Linked DNA regions of Homo sapiens: region 2 is linked to region 1. The links are chromatin loops, found by intact Hi-C in ENCODE. Cell type or tissue: ascending aorta. All regions are shown on one strand. Links, peaks and the distances in the headings refer to the core of each region. The heading gives the core; the rest is flanking DNA.

The links. Hi-C counts contacts between places; a loop is a spot of excess contacts. Peaks named below come from ENCODE experiments on the same cell type or tissue, not always from the same donor. Only the 100,000 strongest peaks of a DNase experiment are listed, where the experiment ranks them.
Region 2: it touches region 1 in a loop (7-fold over the local background); 6 of 110 quality-filtered maps call a loop at or near these places.

The regions. Positions count from the first base shown.
Region 1 is chr6:85,859,080-85,870,624 of GRCh38, forward strand. It overlaps the pseudogene LOC100133102. Among named protein-coding and RNA genes, the nearest start is that of SNHG5, 190 kb to the left of the region's middle. RefSeq lists an enhancer at 3,453-3,953. In ascending aorta, for the core only: a CTCF peak has its summit at 5,616 (motif pointing left); DNase peaks (open chromatin) are centred at 4,724 and 7,449; H3K4me3 peaks cover 2,594 bases; H3K27ac peaks cover 3,421 bases.
Region 2 is chr6:85,750,768-85,762,312 of GRCh38, forward strand. It overlaps the pseudogene RNU4-72P. Among named protein-coding and RNA genes, the nearest start is that of SNHG5, 78 kb to the left of the region's middle. In ascending aorta, for the core only: a CTCF peak has its summit at 6,432 (motif pointing right); no DNase peak of the experiment used is centred there.

The sequences.
Region 1 (11,545 bases), core at 1,406-9,405:
TGGCTCTTTGTTTGTCTGTTATTGGTGTATAAGAATGCTTGTGATTTTTGTACATTGATTTTGTATCCTGAGACTTTGCTGAAGTTGCTTAGCAGCTTAAGGAGATTTTGGGCTGAGACAATGGGGTTTTCTAGATATACAATCATGTCATCTGCAAACAGGGACAATTTGACTTCCCCTTTTCCTAATTGAATACCCTTTATTTCCTTCTCCTGCCTAATTGCCCTGGCCAGAACTTCCAACACTATGTTGAATAGGAGTGGTGAGAGAGGGCATCCCTGCCTTGTGCCAGTTTTCAAAGGGAATGCTTCCAGTTTTTGCCCATTCAGTATGACATTGGCTGTGGGTTTGTCATAGATAGCTCTTATTATTTTCAGATATGTTCCATCAATGCTTAGTTTATTGAGAGTCTTTAGCATGAAGGGTTGCTGAATTTTGTCAAAGGCCTTTTCTTCTTCTATTGAGATAATCATGTGGTTTTCATCTTTGGTTCTGTTTATATGCTGGATTACATTTGTTGATTTGCCTATATTGAACCAGCCTTGCATCCCAGGGATGAAGCCCACTTGATCATGGTGGATAAGCTTTTTGATGTGCTGCTAGATTTGGTTTGCCAGTATTTTATTGAGGATTTTTGCATCAATGTTCATCAAGGATATTGGTCTAAAATTCCCTTTTTTGGTTGTGTCTCTGCCAGGCTTTGGTATCAGGATGATGCTGGCCTCATAAAATGAGTTAGGGAGGATTCCCTCTTTTTCTATTCAGTGGAATAGTTTCAGAAGGAATGGTACCAGTTCCTCCTTGTACCTCTCGTAGAATTCGGCTGTGAATCCATCTGGTCCTGGATTCTTTTTGGTTGGTAAGCTATTGATTATTGCCACAATTTCAGATCCCATTATTGGTCTTTTCAGAGATTCAACTTCTTCCTGATTTAGTCTTGGGAGGTTGTATGTGTCGAGGAATTTATCCATTTCTTCTAGATTTTCTAGTTTATTTGAGTAGAGGTCTTTATATTATTCTCTGATGGTAGTTTGTATTTCTGGGGGATTGGTGGTGATATCCCCTTTATCATTTTTTATTGCGTGTATTTGATTCTTCTCTCTTTTCTTCTTTATTTGTCTTGCTAGCAGTCTATCAATTTTGTTGATACTTTCACAAAACCAGCTGCTGGATTCATTAATTTTTTGAAGAGTTTTTTTGTGTTTCTATGTCCTTCAGTTCTGCTCTGATTTTAGTTATTTCTTGCCTTCTGCTAGCTTCGGATTGTGTTTGCTCTTGCTTTTCTAGTTCTTTTAATTGTGATGTTAGGGTGTCAATTTTGGATCTTTCCTGCTTTCTCTTGTGGGCATTTAGTGCTATAAATTTCCCTCTACACACTGCTTTGAATGTGTCCCAGAGATTCTGGTATGTTGTGTCTTTGTTCTCGTTGGTTTCAAAGAACATCTGTATTTTTGCCTTCATTTCGTTATATACCCAGTAGTCATTCAGGTGCAGGTTGTTCAGTTTCCATGTAGTTGAGCGGTTTTGAGTGAGTTTCTTAATCCTGAGTTCTAGTTTGATTGCACTGTGGTCTGAGAGACGGTTTGTTATAATTTCTGATCTTTTACATTTGCTGAGGAGTGCTTTACTTCCAACTATGTGGTCAATTTTGGAATAGGTGTGATGTGGTGCTGAAAAAAATGTATATTCTGTTGATTTGGGGTGGAGAGTTCTGTTGATGTCTATTAGGTCTGCTTGGTGCAGAGCTGCATTGAATTCCTGGGTATCCTTGTTAACTTTCTGTCTCGTTGTTCTGTCTAATGCTGACAGTGGGGTGTTAAAGTCTCCCAATATTATTGTGTGGGAGTCTAAGTCTCTTTGTAGGTCACTCAGGACTTGCTTTATGAATCTGGGTGCTCCTGTATTGGCTGCATATATATTTAGGATAGTTAGCTCTTCTTGTTGAATTGATCCCTTTACCATTATGTAATGGCCTTCTTTGTCTCTTTTGATCTTTGTTGGTTTAAAGTCTGTTTTATCCGAGAGTAGGATTGCAACCCCTGCCTTTTTTTGTTTTCGATTTGCTTGGTAGATCTGCCTCCATACTTTTATTTTGAGCCTATGTGTGTCTCTGCATGTGAGATGGGTTTCCTGAATACAGCACACTGATGGGTCTTGATTCTTTATCCAATTTGCCATTCTGTGTCTTTTAATTGGAGCCTTTAGTCCATTTACATTTAAAGTTAATATTGTTATGTATGAATTTGATCCTGTCATTATGATGTTAGCTGGTTATTTTGCTCAATAATTGATGCAGTTTCTTCCTAGCCTCGCTGGTCTTTACAATTTGCTATGATTTTCCAGTGGCTGGTGCTGGTTGTTCCTTTCCATGTTTAGTGCTTCCTTCAGGAGCTCTTTTAGGGCAGGCCTGGTTGTGACAAAATCTCTCAGCATTTGCTTGTCTGTAAAGTATTTTATTTCTCTTTCACTTATGAAGCTGAGTTTGGCTGGATATGACATTCTGGGTTGAAAATTCTTTTGATTAAGAATGTTGAATATTGGCCCCCACTCTCTTCTGGTTTGTAGAGTTTCTGCCGAGAGATCCGCTCTTAGTCTGATGGATTTCCCTTTGTGGGTAACCCGACCTTTCTCTCTGGCTGCCCTTAATATTTTTTCCTTCATTTCAACTTTGGTGAATCTGACAATTATGTGTCTTGGTGTTGCTCTTTTCGAGGAGTATCTTTGTGGCGTTCTCCGTATTTCCTGAATCTAAACGTTGGCCTGCCTTGCTAGATTGGGGAAGTTCTCCTGGATAATATCCTGCAGAGTGTTTTCCAACTTGGTTCCATTCTCCCTGTCACTTTCAGGTACACCAGTCAGACGTAGATTTGGTCTTTTCACGTAGTCCCCTATTTCTTGGAGGCTTTGTTCATTTTTTTAATTCTTTTTTCTCTAAACTTCCCTTCTCACTTCATTTCATCTTCCATCACTGATATGCTTTCTTCCAGTTGATCGCATTGGCTCCTGAGGCTTCAGCATTCTTCACGTAGTTCTCGAGCCTTGGCTTTCAGCTCCATCAGCTCCTTTAAGTCCTTCTCTGTATTGGTTATTGTAGTTATAAGTTCTTCTAAATTTTTTCAATGTTTTCAACTTCTTTGCCTTTGGTTTGAATTTCCTCTTGTAGCTGAGAGTAGTTTGATTGTCTGAAGCCTTCTTCTCTCAACTCGTCAAAGTCATTCTCCATCCAGCTTTGTTCCGTTGCTGGTGAGGAGCTTCGTTCCTTTGGAGGAGGAGAGGCACTCTGCTTTTTAGAGTTTCCAGTTTTTCTGCTCTGTTTTTTCCCCATCTTTGTGGTTTTGTCTAGTTTTGGTCTTTGATGATGGTGATGTGCAGATGGGTTTTTAGTGTGGATGTCCTTTCTGTTTCTTATTTTTCCTTCTAACAGACAGGACCCCCAGCTGCAGGTCTGTTGGCGTTTTCTAGAGGTCCACTCTAGACCCTGTTTGCCTGGGTACCAGCAGAGGTGGCTGCAGAACAGCAGATTTTCGTGAACCGAGAATGCTGCTGTTTGATTGTTCCTCTGGAAATTTTGTCTCGGAGGAGTACCCGGCCGTGTGAGGTGTCAGTCTGCCCCTACTGGGGGGTGCCTCCCATTTAGGCTGCTCGGGGGTCAGGGGTCAGGGACCCACTTAAGGAGGCAGTCTGCCCATTCTCAGATCTCCAGCTGCGTGCTGGGAAAACCACTGCTCTGTTCAAAGCTGTCAGACAGGGACATTTAAGTCTGCGGCGGTTACTGCTGTCTTTTTGTTTGTGCCCTGCCCCCAGAGGTGCAGCCTACAGATGCAGGCAGGCCTCCTTGAGCTGTGGTGGGCTCCACCCAGTTCGAGCTTCCCAGCTGCTTTGTTTACCTAAGCAAGCCTGGGCAATGGCGGGCACCTCTCCCCCGGCCTCACTGCCACCTTGCAGTTTGATCTCAGACTGCTGTGCTAGCAATCAGCGAGACTCTGTGGGCATAGGACCCTCTAAGCCAGTTGCGGGATATAATCTCCTGGTGCGCCGTTTTATAAGCCCATCGGAAAAGGGCAGTATTGGGGTGGGAGTGACCTGATTTTCCAGGTGCTGTCTGTCACCCCTTTCTTTGACTAGGAAAGGGAACTCCCTGACCCCTTGCACTTCCCGAGTGAGGCAATGCCTCGCCCTCCTTCAGCTCGCACGTGCTGCACTGCACCCACTGTCCTGCGCCCACTGTCTGGCACTCCCTAGTGAGATGAACCCAGTACTTCAGATGGAAATGCAGAACTCACCCGTTTTCTGCATCGCTCATGCTGGGAGCTGTAGACTGGAGCTGTTCCTATTCGACCATCTTGGCTCCATCCCCCTGATTCTGTTGGGGACACCCTTCTGTAGGTGTTTCTTCTAGCATGGTTAAGTGGGGTGACAATGACAAAACAATGTACACTATATTCATATCCAGCAAGGACAAAAGAGGTCCTTACCTGGGATAAAGGTTGAGCATAGTGACAGAACATTAGTAAAACAGTTAGTATACGGGAATACCACTAGTCCTAAGAAGATTTCTAACTACATTACTTGCTTGATGAGTCCTTAAGCTTCGGCTGTGCATAGACTAGTCAGCTTCTGGTGTGTGTCTACAACAGAGCTTGTTGTTTCCTTAAGTTTCAGCTGTGTATAGACTGGTCAGCCTCCGGAGTGACCAGAGCAGGGCTTTCACCCTCAGCAGCAGCTTGGTCTCATCTCAGGATCAGCCAGGTTGGGTGATCTGGGTCCTGCTAGCTGGTTCACTTGTCCTGAGCTGCTGGTTTTAGCTGACTGTGGTGGATCCAAGACACAACACCTGCAACTTTAACAGCAGTGGGAGTGGGGAGTGGACAAGGTTAAAATATAGGGCCCATCCTATGTGGATTGTAGAGAAATTAGATTCTACTTTTTAACCTGAACAGAGTCACCAGATTTAAAGGGATGTGAGGCTTACACGCATTTTCATGTACCTAATTATGAACACTTTGTATGGTTATTCCTAAAGCCTGCATTTGCTTTCTTAAGGCTAATTTCCCTAGTTCCTGGGGGTCACCTTTAATTTGAGCTATGATTTGGGGGTGGCTGACCAAACAAAATCTTATAGAGCAAATACCCAGTTTATTTGGTGGGGGTGCACCTGACTCGGAGGAGGACCATAGGCAAAAACCTGATGCTATCTCTAATGAATTTCCTGGCAATATTTCTTCAGTAGCTGCTTGAGTGTCCAGTTCATACGTTCTACCTTTTCCTGAACTTTGCAGCTGATACGCTGTATGTAACTTTCATTTTATTTTTAACAGTCTTGTTAAATTTTGCACTATTTCAGCTACAAATGCTGGCCCATTGTCTGAATATAAAGTTAGAGGCAGTCCAAACCTGGGGATAATGTTTTTTAACCGTACTTTAGTCACTTCTTGTACTTTTTCTGTCCTGGTGGGGAAAGCTTCAACCTGCCCTGAAAAGGTGCAATCAAGCACTAGCATGTACCAGTAGCTGGCACGGGGCAGTTCTGTAAAGTCTATAAGCAAGTTTTCACAAGGCATGGCTCCTCCTCCTGTTCAGTTTCCCAGAGGAGGGGTTCTTTTTCTCCTCTTTTGTAACTCCATCTAGTGGCTTAGCCATCAGTGAGAAACTGGAATCCAGATATAGCAGAATCCTGCTGCTTTTAACTTCTAATGTGACTGTGGGCTCCTGAAAGCCTAATGAGAAGGTGCTCGGTCTGTCCAAGTCCTTACATCCTTCAGCTTCTGCCAGCCTGATCAGATCAGTATTTGGTTTCTCCAAGGTGTGGCAGCCCTTGGCCAATGGCCTCTTTGTCTCGTGGCCTTGGCCATTTCCCTCATTGCCTTCTGAACATTCATCCTTCCAGTGTCCTTTCTTTTTTCATCTCACACATTAATCTCTTTCTAGCCTTGTCCTGCTCTTGAATCCTTGCCTAACTTGACTTCTTCCACCTCTATGTCTGTGTCCACTGTGTTCTTTCACATTGCTAATCTCTCTTTCTATAATAGCTGTTGCCAACAATTGACCTTTTTCTTAAGCCTTCAATTTACTTTCCTTTTTCCTTCCTGAGTTCTCCTGCTCCTGCAGCCAGCCAGTGGGGCTGGGCATTGGCACGGGCCCTGCCCCTGCACACTGCCATCTGTCTCTCCTGTTTCTTTCTGATTTCCCTTTTACTTTCTTCTTTCCTTTCTCACACTTACTCTTACTTTCTCCTTTCCTTCTTCCTTGCTCTTCTCCTGGCGTCGGTTCCCAGGCCCCTCTTTTTCCAGATAAAGCTGGGCTGGGGAGAGGGACTTAACCCTTGGCATGCCTAGCTGCTGTGCTTGTTGCTTTTGCTCTTTCCCATTTTGTTCCCTGGTCACAGTTAACATACACCTTTGTGGCCACTTTTATAGACTGGGTGGTATTCATGCCTGCAACTTCTGCTTGATGTCACCCTGGGCTTGCCCTACAAATGAAGTATTTACCATATGCTGATGTTCAGCAGAGTTAAATGGGGTGTAAAGCCAGAATGCTTCACAGAATACCTCATAAAACTGACTTAGGCTCTCGTCAGCTCCCTGAAGCACTTCTGAAATCTTCCTTATATTAATTGCTTTCCTTCTACCAACTCTTAGCCCCTGCAGAAGTGCCTCTAGCTAACTCTGCAAATGCTGGAGCTGAGTTGCATCCTCTGGGTCCCAGGTGGGATCCTGGTCATCATAACAGATAAGTCCTTGCATCTTCCTGAGAGGCATTTGCATAGCTTGAGCACAGCCAGATCTGAGACGGCCCACTTGACTCTCTTGACTTCTTTCCGTGGCCTCTCGGGGCTCTGATCCTCCCTTTCGAGGTGAGATCTGGGGGGTGTTAGCTCCTGAATCTGTTTCCTGGGGGGCTGTTGGTCTTGGTAAAAGGGGGGTAGGCTGGGACGTATGGAGAAAGAATTTCTGTTACCTCTGGAGGCTCCTGTAAAACTGGCTTCTCTTGCTCTCTCTAGGATTCTCCCTTTAACTCTGTGTCTGCTGGCAAAGCTGCTCTTACTTTCACTTTTGGCTTTTTTGCTATAAGCCATTAAACAGGGCTGGATCTATGCCAGTTTTGTCTGTATTGTATTTAACCATGAGTCAACATAAAGGAATTTATCTGGGTACACTGGCTGTCCTCTGACCCCTGCCACCACCTTAAATACATGGCCAATTGTTCCTTGTCTATAGTTCCTTCGGTCGGCCATCCAACACCAAAAGTGGGCCATTCTAATTCACAGAGAGTTCTCAACCTCTTAGGGGTTAACTTAACTGTATAATCCCCTGCAAAACCTTTCTTAAGGTTCCGTAACATGCACTCTAGTAGAGTAAGTTTTGATGTTTTGATGACTTTCCTCCCATTCCTCCTTTTACGACACAGCACATTCACTCTTGCACACTCACCCTCTCGTTTTGGCCGGTTACACCGTCTCCTATTATGGGATTTTTCAGATGCTGCTTGACTTTGGAGAGGTTCTTATTCCTACTACAACTCTGACCTGTAGGGCAGCTCCTATTAGCTGTATGCAGATTTCCACTAGTCTTAGTCAGCCCCACACTTTCTTGGAGCACACAGTCCACATTAAGATCTGTGACTCCCCACTTTGCAGCTGATGAGCCTAATTAGGTCCCTGCATTCACACACTTTCACACACTTTTAGTTCTCATGTTTGCAATCGGGGTGGTGAGCCACTCTTGCCCCCTCTAGTTTTGCAGTTGGGGTGGCAAGCCACTCTTGCCACCTCCAGTTCCCAGTTGGGGTGGAGAGCCACTCTTGCCACCTCTAGTTCCCAGTTGGGGTGGCACGCCACTCTCACCACCTCCAGATTACTAGCTGACTTAGTGAGCCACTCTCGTGTCCTGTGTCGGTGGGGTGTGAGTTTCATCTGAATTGGTGAGTCACTCTCATCACCCCCAGCCCCTGTGGGTCAAACTATTCAGCACACCCCAGGAGGTGATCAGGCTCCCCTTCTGTCCAAGGGATGGGTCCTGCCTTAGGCCTCCAAAACCTTACCGCAGTTCCTGAAGCACGCTGTTTTTGAATTCATCCTGTAGTCTCTCTTTAGGTTCCATGGTGCTGCTGGGTAGGGGCACTGGGTCAGGGGAGAGCTGATCTCCCTTCTGGGCTGAAGTCCTCCCGGTGGTGCCTGGGGTCACAGGTTTCCTGAGGCCCGTGCTCCAACCCCAGAGGCAAAGGAGACAGTAAGCCTGCTGTCTCCATTCACTTCGTGGTCACCAAAAATGTTGTAAACTGAGGAATGGTGAGACCAATACCGAGTACAGGAGGATTTGTTTATTTTAGGCACACACTGGCTCAGAGGATTCACGTCCAAAAGCTGATCCCTGAACAAAGACAGAGTGGGGTTTTTATAAGCAGCCTTACAGAAGCAAAATAAAAGCAGTAGCAAAATAAAAGCAGTTAATCATACAGTAATAGGTCACATAATCTATAGCATAACATTAACTTGTGACCTAGCCTGTGGCCTTGTAGCTGCATTAAAAGAAAAACAAGAGCTGGCTAAATACAGATATTTGTAAAACCTAATCATGCTATTCATGCTTAAGAAGCCTGGAAAAAGAGTACCATAAAAGAACCTTTCTCTTTATTTTCTTTCAGCCTTGCTCTGGAAGGGAGGGGGTGTGTCTGCAGCCTATTTTTTTGGCCTTGGCTATTCCAACAGAGTTATCATCTAACTGTCCTTGAAATGAGCTGCTAGGTGAAGGAAAACTTGTTCTTTTTTTTTAACCTTTGCCTTGCCACATTCTGGGCCTTAGCTTTTACTTTTCTTGGAGTGAATAAATGCAGTACTTATTATTATTATTATTTTAAATTTCTGCCTCATGGCAACTACTATTTTTTCTGTATCTATGAATTTGACTACTCTAGACACCTCCTATAAGGGGAATCATAAAGTATTTGTCTCTTTGTATCTGGCTTATTTCACATAGCATAATGTCCTCAAGGTGCATCCAAGTTGTAGCATGTATTAGCATTTACCTCCTTGAGGCTGAATAATATTCAATTGTATGCATGTACCACATTTTGCTTATCCATTTAGTACTCAATAAACACTTGGGTCATTTCTATGTTTTAGCTATTTAGAATAATGCTGCTATTAACATGGGGGTACAAATATCTCTCAAAGTCCCTGCTTTCATTTTTTTGAGTATATAGCCAGAAATGGATTCACTGGATTACATGGTAACTCTGTTTTTGATTTTTCAAAGTTATTGCCATGCTGTTTTCCACAGTGGCTGTACTATTTTACTTTCTGAGCAGCAGCGCACAAGGGTTTCAACTTTTCCACTTCCTTACTAATATTTGTTATTTTCTTTTTCTTTTTAATATTAACAACCCTAATGGAAGTGAAGTGTTATCTTGCAGTTTTGACTTGCATTTCCCTAATGATTAATGACGTTGAATATCTTTGCTATTTGTGTGTCTCCTTTGGAGAAATGTCCATGCAAATCCTTTGTCTATTTTTGAATAAGGTTATTTGTTTTCTTTTATTGCTGTTGAGTTTTAGGAGTTCTCTATATATTCTGGATATTAATCTCATATTAGATACACGAGTTGCAAATATTTCCTCTCATTGTGTACATTGCCCTTTTACTTTGTTAATATAGTCTTTTGATTTAAAGACATTTAAAATTATTCTTGGGCAGTTTCCCTCAGCTTTGTCTGACGGAAGCTGCTGGGCTTCTGCTTCCAGCTGGTGGAGGGTGAGGCATTGCCAATAGTGGCCAGGCATCCAGTGCTGGTAGCCTGCATCTGTGCCCCACCCGCAGCACCCTGAGCCCACTATTTCTGCCGTAGGCAGCCCAACCAGCGGCCGAGATGTAGGCCATCAAGTATGTGGTGGTGGGAGATGGAGCTGTAGGGAAAACTTACCAACTCATCAGTGATCAGCTATACAACCTGGAGAATATATCCCTATTGTCTTTGACAATCACTATGCCAGTGTTATGTTAAATGGGAAACCGGTGAATCTGGGTGTATGAGATACAAGTGGACAAGAAGATTACACAGGTGGACAGATTATGACCCCCACCCCCGTTCCTATCCACAAACAGATGAATTCTTAATTTGCTTTTCCCTTGTGAGTCCTGCGTCATTAGAAAATGTCCATGCCAAGTGGTGTCCTGAAGTGCAGCACCATTGTCACAACACTCCCATCATCCTTGTGGGAACTAAACTTGATCTTAGTGAGAGAAATACAAGACTGAAACACTGAAGAAGAAGAAGCAGACTTCCATCACCTAACGGCAGGGTTTAGGTACTGTAAAATACCTGGAGTGTTCAACCAGGCCTCAAAATAGTGTTTGACGAAGCTATGCAAGCCGTTTTCTCCTGACCTCCCTTGAAGTAGAGGAAGAGAAAATGCCTGCTCTTGTCGATATCCGAGCCCCTTGTTCTTGGTCCTGTCACTGGAACTTTTGTTAAAAAACAGCAAAACAAAACAAAATAAAAAACAAAACAAAACAACAACTAAAAACCCCAAAGCACAAAAAAACCTGTGGAGCCTTTGCACCCAGTACCGAGTTTTTGTTACAAATCATTTTTTCCATAAAAGCATTTTGAATCAATCAATAATTTTAAGGGTTTTCTTGTTGTAAATGTGGAGTTTAGATTCACATTCTATTAAAATGTAGTCCTAAAATTGAAAAAAAAGTTCAAGAGTTTTGCCTATTTTTTCTTTAGTTTCCTGTGCTTTTGGTGTCATATCCAAGAAATTGTTGCCAAATCCAATGCCATGAAGCTTTTGTCTTATGGTTTTTTCTAAGAGTTTATAGTTTTAGGTGTTACATTTCAGTCTTTGATCAATTTTGAGTTATTTTTTGTATATGATATTAGGTAAAAGTGCAACCTCATTCTTTTGCAAGTGGATATCCAGTTTTCTAAGCAGCGTTTGTTGAAAAGAATGTCTTTTCTCTCTTGAATGGTCTTGGCACCCTTGTGAAAATCATTAGACCTTAAATGTGAGAGTTTATTTCTGGGTATCCTCTTCTATTTGATTGGTCTACATATCTATCTTTATGCCAATATTACATTGTTTCTTTTTTCTTTTTCTTTTCTTTTTTTACTGACCCATTGGTAGACATACACTTTTAATTACCGTAGCTTTGTAGTAAGTTTTGAACTCAGGTAAATCCTCTGGGTTTGTTCTTCTACATGATTGTTTAGGCTATTCACAGCCCCTTGAAATTATTCATAAATTTTAGAATGGATTTTTCTATTTCTGCCAAAAAGTCATTGGGATTTTGATAGAGATTGTACTAAAATTGTAGATTGCTATGGTAGTATTGAGATCTTAACAATATTTAGTCTTCCAATTCATGAACATAGGATGTTGTTCCATTTATTTATATTTCCTTTAATTTCTTTGGAAATATTTTACAGTCCTTGACTTTCTTGGTTAAGTTAATTTTGAAGTACTTTATTCTTTTTGATGCTACTGGAAATAGAATTGTTTTCTTAATTTCCTTTTCAAATTGTTCATTGTTACTGTATAGAATTT
Region 2 (11,545 bases), core at 1,601-9,600, 110 kb before region 1:
TCTCCCTTTGTAGGACTGTGTCCCTCTCTGCACCAGGAAGAGAGAGAGAGCTAGAAAGGAGAGAATGTCACTAGAAACGCTTACAATGGAAAAGGCATTGGCTTAAGTTTATATAACAAGTCTCACCTTTGACAATTTTGTCTTAACAAGGTTTCCTACTTAGATCTTTGTGCCGGCAAATAATGGTGTTTAAGTTCTGTGCCTTTAAGATGTAAATTTCCTACCTTGTTTCACCTAAGAGTCATCCCTTTGGAAGTAAAAATTTTGGGTTGTTGGGATAGCGATTGCTTAGGGCAATGGAAGATGTAACTAAAAGACTTACAGTCTGAAAGGGGAAGGTAAACTATTTGGAAACTGGGAAAATGAAAAGTTTTAATGAAGGCTATATGATCTGCTTCTGCCTGTATTTTTATATATGTCTGTATGTGTGTGTATGTTGTATTTGTGTGATATTTTTCCACCTCAGATGATATTGCCAAAATTTATAAAGAGTTCTATTCAGCTTAAAGTAAAAAAAGTGCTAATATAAAATATTCTCTCACAAAAATAAAAACTAACTCAAATGGCTTTTAGTTCTTGTGAGCTGAGATAACCTTCAGTAAGTAAAGCTAGTTTTTAAAAATGTTGATAAAATAAAAACAGAAATGTCTTCAAAATTGTCAGCATTTACATTATAAGTGTGCATTTTTAAACCTAGATTTAATATCAAATGAGCTTGTTATCTCCTAGATATATGAGATCATAAAGCTATAAATCCTGTCCTTGGCTAGTTTTAAGGAGCAATTCAAGCATAGTTATTATGAATGAGTCATTAGCTTTGCACAGTGGCAGTAGTGTAGCTAGTGAGGTTTATCCGAGGTGCAGTTATTGCTAATTAAAAACTTTTTGTCACCATTCCAAGATGGCTGAATAGGAACAGCTCTGGTCTACAGCTCCCAGCAAGATCGATGAAGAAGATGGGTGATTTCTGCATTTCCAACTGAGGTACCTGGTTCATCTCATTGGGACTGGTTGGATAGTGGGTGTAGCCCATGGAGGGTGAGCCAAAGCAGGGTGGGGCATCGCCTACCTGGGAAGTGCAAGGGGTCAGGGGATTACCATTTCCTAGCCAAGGGAACCCGTGACAGACTGTACCTGGGAAAACGGGACACTCCTGCACAAATACTGCACTTTTCCTATGGTCTTAGCAACCAGCAGACCAGGAGATTCTTTCCTGTGCCTGGCTCAGTGGGTCCCATGCCCATGGAGGCTTGCTCACTGCTAGTGCAGCAGTCTGAGATCAACTTGTGAGGCTGCAGCCTGGCGGAGGGAGGCATGTCTGCCATTACTGAGGCTTGAGCAGGTAAACAAAGCGGCCAGGAAGCTTGAACTAGATGGAGCCCACCGCAGCTCAGCAAGGCCTACTGCCTCTATAGACTCTACATCCATGGGCAGGGCATACCTGAACAAAAGGCAGCAGAAACTTCTGCAGACTTAAACGCCCCTGTGTGACAGCTCTGAAGAGAGCAGTGGTTCTCCCAGCATGGTGTTTGAGCTTTGGGAACAGACAGACTGCCTCCTCAAGTGGGTCCCTGACCCCATTGTAGCCTAACTGGGAAACACTTCCCAGTAGGGGCCGACAGACACCTCATACAGGTGGGTGCCCCTCTGGGATGAAGCTTCCAGAGGAAGGATCAGGCAGCAATATTTGCTGTTCTGCAGCCTCCGCTGGTGATACCCAGGCAAACAAGGTCTGGAGTGGACTACCAGCAAACTCCAACAGACCTGCAGCTGAGGGACCTGACTGTTAGAAGAAAAACTAACAAACAGAAAGGAATAGTATCAACATCAACAAAAAGGACATCTGCAACAAAACCCCATGTGTAGATCACCAACATCAAAGACCAAAAGTAGATAAAACCACAAATATGGGGAGAAACCAGAGCAGAAAAGCTGAAAATTCTAAAAACCGAGTGCCTCTTCTCCTCCAAAGGATCATAGCTCCTCGCCAGCAGTGGAACAAAGCTGGATGGGGAATGATTTTGATGAGTTGACAGAAGTAGGCTTCAGAAGGTCGGTAATAACACACTTCTCCAAACTAAAGGAGCATGTTCTAACTGTCGCAAGGAAGGTAAAAACCTTGAAAAAAGGTTAGACTAATGGCTAACTAGAATAAACAGTGTAGAGATAACCTTAAATTACCTGATGGAGCTGATAACCATGGCATGAGAACTTCGTGACACATGCACAAGCTTCAATAGCCAATTCAATCAAGTGGAAGAAAGGATATCAGTGATTGCGGGTCAAATTAATGAAAAAAGCGAGAAGACAAGTTTAGAGAAAAAAGAGTAAAAAGAAATGAACAAAGCCCCAAGAAATATGGGACTATGTGAAAAGACCAAACCTATGTTTGATTGGTGTACCTGAAAGTGATGGGAAGAATGGAACCAAGTTGGAAAACATTCTGCAGGATATTATCCAGAACTTCCCCAACCTAGCAACGCAGGCCAACATTCAAATTCAGGAAACACACAGAAGTCCACAAAGATAGTCCTCGAAAACAGCAACTCCAAGACACATAATTGTCAGATTCACCAAGGGTGAAATGAAGGAAAAAATGTTAAGGTCAGTGAGAGAGAAAGGTCGGGTTACCCACAAAGGGAGGCCCAGCAGCCTAACAGCAGATCTCTTGGCAGAAACTCTACAAGCCAGAAGAGAGTGGGGGCCAATATTCAACATTCTTAAAGAAAAGAATTTTCAACCCAGAATTTCATATCCAGCCAAACTAAGCTTCATAAGTGAAGGAGAAATAAAATTCTTTACAGACAAGCAAATGCTGAGAGATTTTGTCACAACCAGGCCTGCCCTAAAAGAGCTCCTGAAGGAAGCACTAAACATGGAAAGGAACAACTGGTACCGGCCACTGCAAAATCATGCCAAATTGTAAAGACCATCGATGCTAGGAAGAAACTGCATCAACTAATGAGCAAAATAACCAGCTAACATCATAATGACAGGATCAAATTCACACGTAACAATATTGACCTTAAATGTAAATGGGCTAAATGCTCCAATTAAAAGACACAGTCTGGCAAATTGGATGAAGGATCAAGACCCATCAGTGTGCTGTATTCAGGAGACCCATCTCATGTGCAGAGACACACATAGGCTCAAAATAAAGGGATGGAGGAAGATCTGTCAAGCAAATGGAAAACCAAAAAAAGGCAGGGGTTGCAATCCTACTCTCGGATAAAACAGACTTTAAACAAACAAAGATCAAAAGAGACAAAGAAGGCCATTACATAATGGTAAAGGGATCAATTCAACAAGAAGAGCTAACTATCCTAAATATATATGCACCTAATACAGGAGCACCCAGATACATAAAGCAAGTCCTTAGAGACCTACAAAGAGAATTAGACTCCCACCCAATAATAATGGGAGACTTTAACACCCCACTGTCAACATGGGACAGATCAATGAGACAGAAAGTTAAAAAGGATATCCAGGAATTGAACTCAGCACCAAGTGGACCTAATAGACATCTATGGAACTCTCCACCCCAAATCAACAGAATATACATTCTTCTCAGCACCACATCGCACTTATTCCAAAATTGACCACATAGTTGGAAGTAAAGCTCTCCTCAGCAAATGTAAAAGATCAGAAATTATAACAAACTGTCTCTCAGACCACAGTGCAATCAAACTAGAACTCAGGATTAAGAAACTCACTCAAAACCACTCGACTACATGGAAACTGAACAACCTGCTCCCGAATGACTACTGGGTACATAACAAAATGAAGGCAGAAATAAACATGTTCTTTGAAACCAACGAGAACAAAGACACAACATACCAGAATCTCTGGGACACATTTATAGCAGTGTGTAGAGGGAAATTTACAGCACTAAATGCCCACAAGAGAAAGCAGGAAAGATCTAAAATTGACACCCTAACATCACAATTAAAAGAACTAGAGAAGCAAGAGCAAACACATTCAAAAGCTAGCAGAAGGCAAGAAATAACTAAGAACAGAGCAGAACTGAAGGAGATAGAGACACAAAAAACCCTTCAAAAAATCAATGAATCCAGGAGCTGGTTTTTTGAAAAGATCAACAAAATTGATAGACTGCTAGCAAGACTAATTAAGAAGAAAAGAGAGAAGAATCAAACAGATGCAATAAAAAATGATAAAGGGGATATCACCACTGATCCCACAGAAATACAAACTACCGTCAGAGAATACTATAAACACCTCTATGCAAATAAACTGCCTCTGTGCATATTTTACGTTTGTCCTAAAGGTTTCTCCATATAGAGTAAACTGCAATCTAACTTGTGTCAACAGACTGTAATCCACTCTTGTAAAAAGTAGCTGAGTCTCAGCCAATCACAGCAGTTGAGTTTCAGTCAATCATAGGCAGCCATCTGTAAAAATGAAGTTGAATTCAGGTGAACACTGAATTCTAACTAATCTAGATGTCACTGTACCTCATTTTCATTTTCTGTATATCACTTACTTTTCTATGGCTGTAAATATAACCTGCACATGTGATGGGGCAGAACAGTTTGAACCATTTTTGTCCAGACTGCTGCCTGATTCTAGAATCACAAATAAAAGCCATAGGATCTATAAAACCATATTTGTTGTAATTTTATCTTTTAACAATTCTTATGAAGTCCAAAGTAGGAAATTTGTTTACTAAAATCTGATAATAGATGTGACTGTTACTGAGGCTCATGTGTAAATTCAAGGGAAAAACAGAAGGAGTACATTGTAGGTGCTCAAAAATTTTAAAATAAATGTATTTCAGAGAAATATTGGCCATTTACAGCAATTTGGGCTTATTATATTCATCATTTTCTGGATAATTAAAAACAATGTAAAAAGTGAAGTAGAAGCCCTCTTATCTGATTCTATATTTGGTCTTGTCACCATGAAAAACTATGCTCAGACTTGCAGATAAGTCATTTGGGTTTACTTAAAGATTAATATACCCAAATTTTCTGCCCTCCTTTTGTGAGAATTCCAGGCAGTTGTCAGAATAAAGCTTTTATACCATATATTGAGGTCAGCAGTGTAAGAGCAGTGTACTTTTAAGGGTCAAAAGTTTACACAAATATTCCCAGATAATGCCAGATGTTATGATTTGATTTTTAACCACAGACAGACTTTGTATTTCAGGTCATATAGACCCAAGTTCATTTTAGAATCAGACCATATATACATTCCACAGAAGTTTTTATCTAAATATACATGTATATAAAAAATGAGCATCTAAAGAAAAAACCCTTTAGTGTTAGTGAATCAAAAAAGTTCATTAAGTGGAGAATCCTTCAAAAGACAATAAGTACCTAAAATGTTTTACTTTAGAATAAAATATATAAATGAATATTTTACCAATCTTTTGATAGAGAGTGAAGCCTTTTTTTTTTTCTTAGATGGAGTTTTGCTCTTGTTGCCCAGGCTGGAGTGCAATGATGTGATCTTGGCTTACTGCAACTTTCACCTCCAGGGTTCAAGCGATTCTCCTGCCTCCACTTTCCAAGCAGCTGTGATTACAGTCATGTGACATCATGCCCGGCTAATTTTGTATTTTTAATAGAGATGGGGTTTCACTATGTTGGTCAGGCTAGTCTCAAACTCCTGACCCCGGGTGATCCACCTGCCTCGGCCTCCCAAATTGCTGGGATTACAGGCGTGAGCCACCTTGACCGGCCGGTGAAGGCTTTTATTAAAAATTATTTTTAAGCAGTTTGCTGATGTGAGGCTTTTAGGTTTAGAATTTTTTGAAGTTTTTATTACTTTATTTTCTATATTTTATAGTTTTCTTGTCTGTGTAGTTTCAAAAGAAAGTCTTTTTCTCCAATTATCTTTTCCTGAAGTCATCCCAAAGAATCCAACTTAGTTTTCTTTAACAACATTTTCTTTCTTTTTCAATGAATAATTCATCTGTATGTTATTTAATTAGACAAATTTAAAACAAGTACAATTGACATAAATAGTTCAGGATCAAACGATTGATGCTTCGAAAACGGGCACTTCATTCAGTGGGAGCTAGGGAGTGGAAGCACATCAGAGCCTACCTGCTTGGTCCCAAGACTTCCTCTTGTTTTGTGAGTCTATGTTTCAAAGCAGGAATGGAGAGCACTTGCTAGACAATTAATTGATGATGAGTTGAAAGAGACTCTATTTTACAAAGTTTTTGTTTGAGTTACCAGTACCGTAAAAGGAACAGCATTTTATTGTGAATTATTCATATTGTCTATTAATACTAACCAAGTTTTCAGGTACTTGTCTTTCCCTCACTAAAATGTACTGACATAAATTGGCCTAGCAATAGAGGGCATTTTGTGTTTGCTAAATGATTTGGTTCAAATTATTTCATATGCAACTGAAAAATATTTACCAATAAATTTAAGTGCCTATTCCATCACAAGAGGGCACTCAAGCTCCATTTTCAAAGCAAGTTTTATTTCAGGCATCAATTCTGGAGGAATTAAAATTGAAATAAAATTTAGACCTACACATTGAATTTCAACTTCAGTAAACTGTTTTTTTAAATTTTATTATTACTATACTTTAAGTTTTAGGGTACATGTGCACAATGTGCAGGTTAGTTACATATGTATACGTGTGCCATGCTGGTGTGCCGCACCCATTAACTCGTCATTTAGCATATCTCCTAATGCTATCCCTCCCCCCTCCCCCCACCCCACAACAGTCCCCAGAGTGTGATATTCCCCTTCCTGTGTCCATGTGTTCTCATTGTTCAATTCCCACCTATGAGTGAGAACACGTGGTGTTTGGTTTTTTGTCCTTGGGATAGTTTATTGAGAATGATGATTTCCAATTTCATCCATGTCCCTACAAAGGACGGGAACTCATCATTTTTTATGTCTGCATAGTATTCCATGGTGTATATGTGCCACATTTTCTTAATCCAGTCTATCATTGTTGGACATTTGGGTTGGTTCCAAGTCTTTGCTATTGTGAATAGTGCCGCAATAAACATACGTGTGCATGTGTCTTTAGAGCAGCATGATTTATAATCCTTTGGGTATTATAATTCATCCCAGTAATGGGATGGCTGGGTCAAATGGTATTTCTAGTTCTAGATCCCTGAGGAATCGCCACACTGACTTCCACAATGGTTGAACTAGTTTACAGTCCCACCAACAGTGTAAAAGTGCTTCTATTTCTCCACATCCTCTCGAGCACCTGTTGTTTCCTGACTTTTTAATGATTGCCATTCTAACTGGTGTGAGATGGTATCTCATTGTGGTTTTGATTTGCATTTCTCTGATGGCCAGTGATGATGAGCATTTTTTCATGTGTCTTTTGGCTGCATAAATGTCTTCTTTTGAGAGGTGTCTGTTCATATGCTTTGCCCACTTTTTGATGGGGTTGTTAGTTTTTTTCTTGTAAATTTGTTTGAGTTCATTGTAGATTCTGGATATTAGCCCTTTGTCAGATGAGGAGGTTGTGAAAATTTTCTCCCATTTTGTAGGGTGCCTGTTCACTCTGATGGTAGTTTCTTTTCCTGTGCAGAAGCTCTTTAGTTTAATGAGATCCCATTTGTCAATTTTGGCTTTTGTTGCCATTGCTTTTGGTGTTTCAGACATGAAGTCCTTGCCCATGCCTATGTCCTGAATGGTAATGCCTAGGTTTTCTTCCAGGGTTTTTATGATTTTAGGTCTAACATGTAAGTCTTTAATCCACCTTGAATTAATTTTTGTATAAGGTGTAAGGAAGGGATCCAGTTTCAGCTTTCTACATGTGGCTAGCCAGTTTTCCCAGCACCATTTATTAAATAGGGAATCCTTTCCACATTGCTTGTTTTTCTCAGGTTTGTCAAAGATCAGATAGTTGTAGATATGTGGCATTATTTCTGAGGGCTCTGTTCTGTTCCATTGATCTATATCTCTGTTTTGGTACCAGTACCATGCTGTTTTGGTTACTGTAGCCTTGTAGTATAGTTTGAAGTCAGGTAGTGTGATGCTTCCAGCTTTGTTCTTTTGGCTTAGGGTTGACTTGGCCATGCAGGCTCTTTTTTGGTTCCATATGAACTTTAAAGTATTTTTTTCCAATTCTGTGAAGAAAGTCATTGGTAGCTTGATGGGGATGGCATTGAATCTATAAATTACCTTGGGCAGTATGGCCATTTTCATGATATTGATTCTTCCTACCCATGAGCATGGAATATTCTTCCATTTCTTTGTGTCCTCTTTTATTTCATTGAGCAGTGGTTGTAGTTCTTCTTGAAGAGGTCCTTCACGTCCCTTGTAAGTTGCATTCCTAGGTATTTTATTTTCTTTGAAGCAATTGTGAATGGGAGTTCACTCATGATTTGGCTCTCTGTCTGTTATTGGTGTATATGAATGCTTGTGATTTTTGTACATTGATTTTGTATCCTGAGACTTTGCTGAAGTTGCTTATCAGCTTAAGGAGATTTTGGGCTGAGACAATGGGGTTTTCTAAATATACAATCATGTCATCTGCAAACAGGGACAATTTGCCTTCCTCTTTTCCTAATTGAATACCCTTTATTTCCTTCTCCTGCCTAATTGCCCTGGCCAGAACTTCCAACACTATGTTGAATAAGAGTGGTGAGAGAGGGCATCCCTGTCTTGTGCCAGTTTTCAAAGGGAATGCTTCCAGTTTTTGCCCATTCAGTATGACATTGGCTGTGGGTTTGTCATAGATAGCTCTTATTATTTTGACATACGTCCCATCAATACCTAATTTATTGAGAGTTTTTAGCATGAAGTGTTGCTGAATTTTGTCAATGGCCTTTTCTGCATCTATTGAGATAATCATGTGGTTTTTGTCTTTGGTTCTGTTTATATGCTGGATTACATTTATTGATTTGCATATATTGAACCAGCCTTGCATCCCAGGGATGAAGCCCACTTGATCATGGTGGGTAAGCTTTTTGATGTGCTGCTGGATTTGGTTTGCCAGTATTTTATTGAGGATTTTTGCATCAATGTTCATCAAGGATATTGGTCTAAAATTCTCTTTTTTGGTTGTGTCTCTGCCAGGCTTTGTTATCAGGATGATGCTGGCCTCATAAAATGAGTTAGGGAGGATTCCCTCTTTTTCTATTGATTGGAATAGTTTCAGAAGGAATGGTACCAGTTCCTCCTTGTACCTCTCGTAGAATTTGGCTGTGAATCCATCTGGTCCTGGACTCTTTTTGGTTGGTAAGCTATTGATTATTGCCACAATTTCAAATCCTGTTATTGGTGTATTCAGAGATTCAACTTCTTCCTGGTTTAGTCTTGGGAGGGTGTATGTGTCGAGGAATTTATCCATTTCTTCTAGATTTTTTAGTTTATTTGTGTAGAGGTGTTTGTAGTATTCTCTGATGGTAGTTTGTATTTCTGTGGGATCGGTGGTGATATCCCCTTTATCATTTTTTATTGCATCTATTTGATTCTTCTCTCTTTTCTTCTTTATTAGTCTTGCTAGCAGTCTATCAATTTTGTTGATCCCTTCAAAAAACCAGCTCGTGGATTCATTAATTTTTTGAAGGGTTTTTTGTGTGTCTATTTCCTTCAGTTCTGCTCTGATTTTAGTTATTTCTTGCCTTCTGCTAGCTTTTGAATGTGTTTGCTCTTGCTTTTCTAGTTCTTTTAATTGTGATGTTAGGGTGTCAATTTTAGATCTTTCCTGCTTTCTCTTGTGGGCATTTAGTGCTGTAAATTTCCCTCTACACACTGCTTTGAATATGTCCCAGAGATTCTGGTATGTTGTGTCTTTGTTCTCATTGGTTTCAAAGAACATCTTTATTTCTGCCCTCATTTTGTTATGTACCCAGGAGTCATTCAGGAGCAGGTTGTTCAGTTTCCATGTAGTTGAGTGGTTTTGAGTTAGTTTCTTAATCCTGAGTTCTAGTTTGATTGCACTGTGGTCTGAGAGACAGTTTGTTATAATTTCTGATCTTTTACATTTGCTGAGGAGAGCTTTACTTCCAATTATGTGGTCAATTTTGTAATAGGTGTGATGTGGTGCTGAAAAGAATGTATATTCTGTTGATTTGGGGTGGAGAGTTCTGCAGATGTCTATTAGGTCCACTTGGTGCAGAGCTGAGTTCAATTCCTGGATATCCTTGTTAACTTTCTGTCTCGTTGATCTGTCTAATGTTGACAGTGAGGTGTTAAAGTCTCCCATTATTATTGTGTGGGAGTCTAAGTCTCTTTGTAGGTCATCAGGACTTGCTTTATGAATCTGGGTGCTCCTGTATTGGGCGCATATATATTTAGGATAGTTAGCTCTTCTTGTTGTATTGATCCCTTTACCATTATGTAATGGCCTTCTTTGTCTCTTTTGATCTTTGTTCGTTTAAAGTCTGTTTTATCAGAGACTAGGATTGCAACCCCTGCCTTTTTTTGGTTCCCATTTGCTTGGTAGATTTTCCTCCATCCTTTTATTTTGAGCCTATGTGTGTCTCTGCATGTGAGATGGGTCTCCTGGATACAGCACACTGATGGGTCTTGACTCTTTATCCAATTTGCCAGTCTGTGTCTTCTAATTGGAGCATTTAGTCCATTTACATTTAAAGTTAATATTGTTATGTGTGAATTTGATCCTGTCATGATGATGTTAGCTGGTTATTTTGCTTGTTAGTTGATGCAGTTTCTTCGTAGTCTCGATGGTGTTTACATTTTGGCATGATTTTGCAGCGGCTGGTAGCAGTTGTTCCTTTCCATGTTTAGTGCTTCCTTCAGGAGCTCTTTTAGGGCAGGCCTGGTGGTGATGAAATCTCTCAGCATTTGCTTGTTTGTAAAGTATTTTATTTCTCCTTCACTTATGAAGCCTAGTTTGGCTGGATATGAAATTCTGGGTTGAAAAATTCTTTTCTTTAATAATGCTGAATATTGGCCCCCACACTCTTCTGGATAGTAGAGTTTCTGCTGAGAGTTCCGCTGTTAGTCTGATGGGCTTCCATTTGTGGGTAACCCGACCTTTCTCTCTGGCTGCCCTTAACATTTTTTCCTTCATTTCTACTTTGGTGAATCTGACAATTATGTTTCTTGGAGTTGCTCTTCTCGAGGAATATCTTTGTGGCGTTCTCTGTATTTGCTGAATTTGAATTTTGGCCTGCCTTGCTAGATTGGGGAAGTTCTCCTGGATAATATCCTGGAGAGTGTTTTCCAATTTGGTTCCATTCTCCCCGTCACTTTCAGATATACCAGTCAGAGCAGATTTGGTCTTTTCACATAGTCCCATATTTCTTGGAGGCTTTGCTCATTTCTTTTTATTTTTTTTCTCTAAACTTCCCTTCTCACTTCATTTCATTCATTTCATCTTCCATCACTGATACCCTTTCTTCCAGTTGATTGCATCGGCTCCTGAGGCTTCTGTATTCTTCACGTAGTTCTCGAGCCTTGGCTTTCAGATCCATCAGCTCCTTTAAGCACCTCTCTGTATTGGTTATTCTAGTTATACATTCGTCTAAATTTGTTTCAAAGTTTTCAACTTCTTTGCCTTTGGTTTGAATTTCCTCCTGTAGCTTGGAGTAGTTTGATCGTCTGAAGCCTTCTTCTCTCAACTCGTC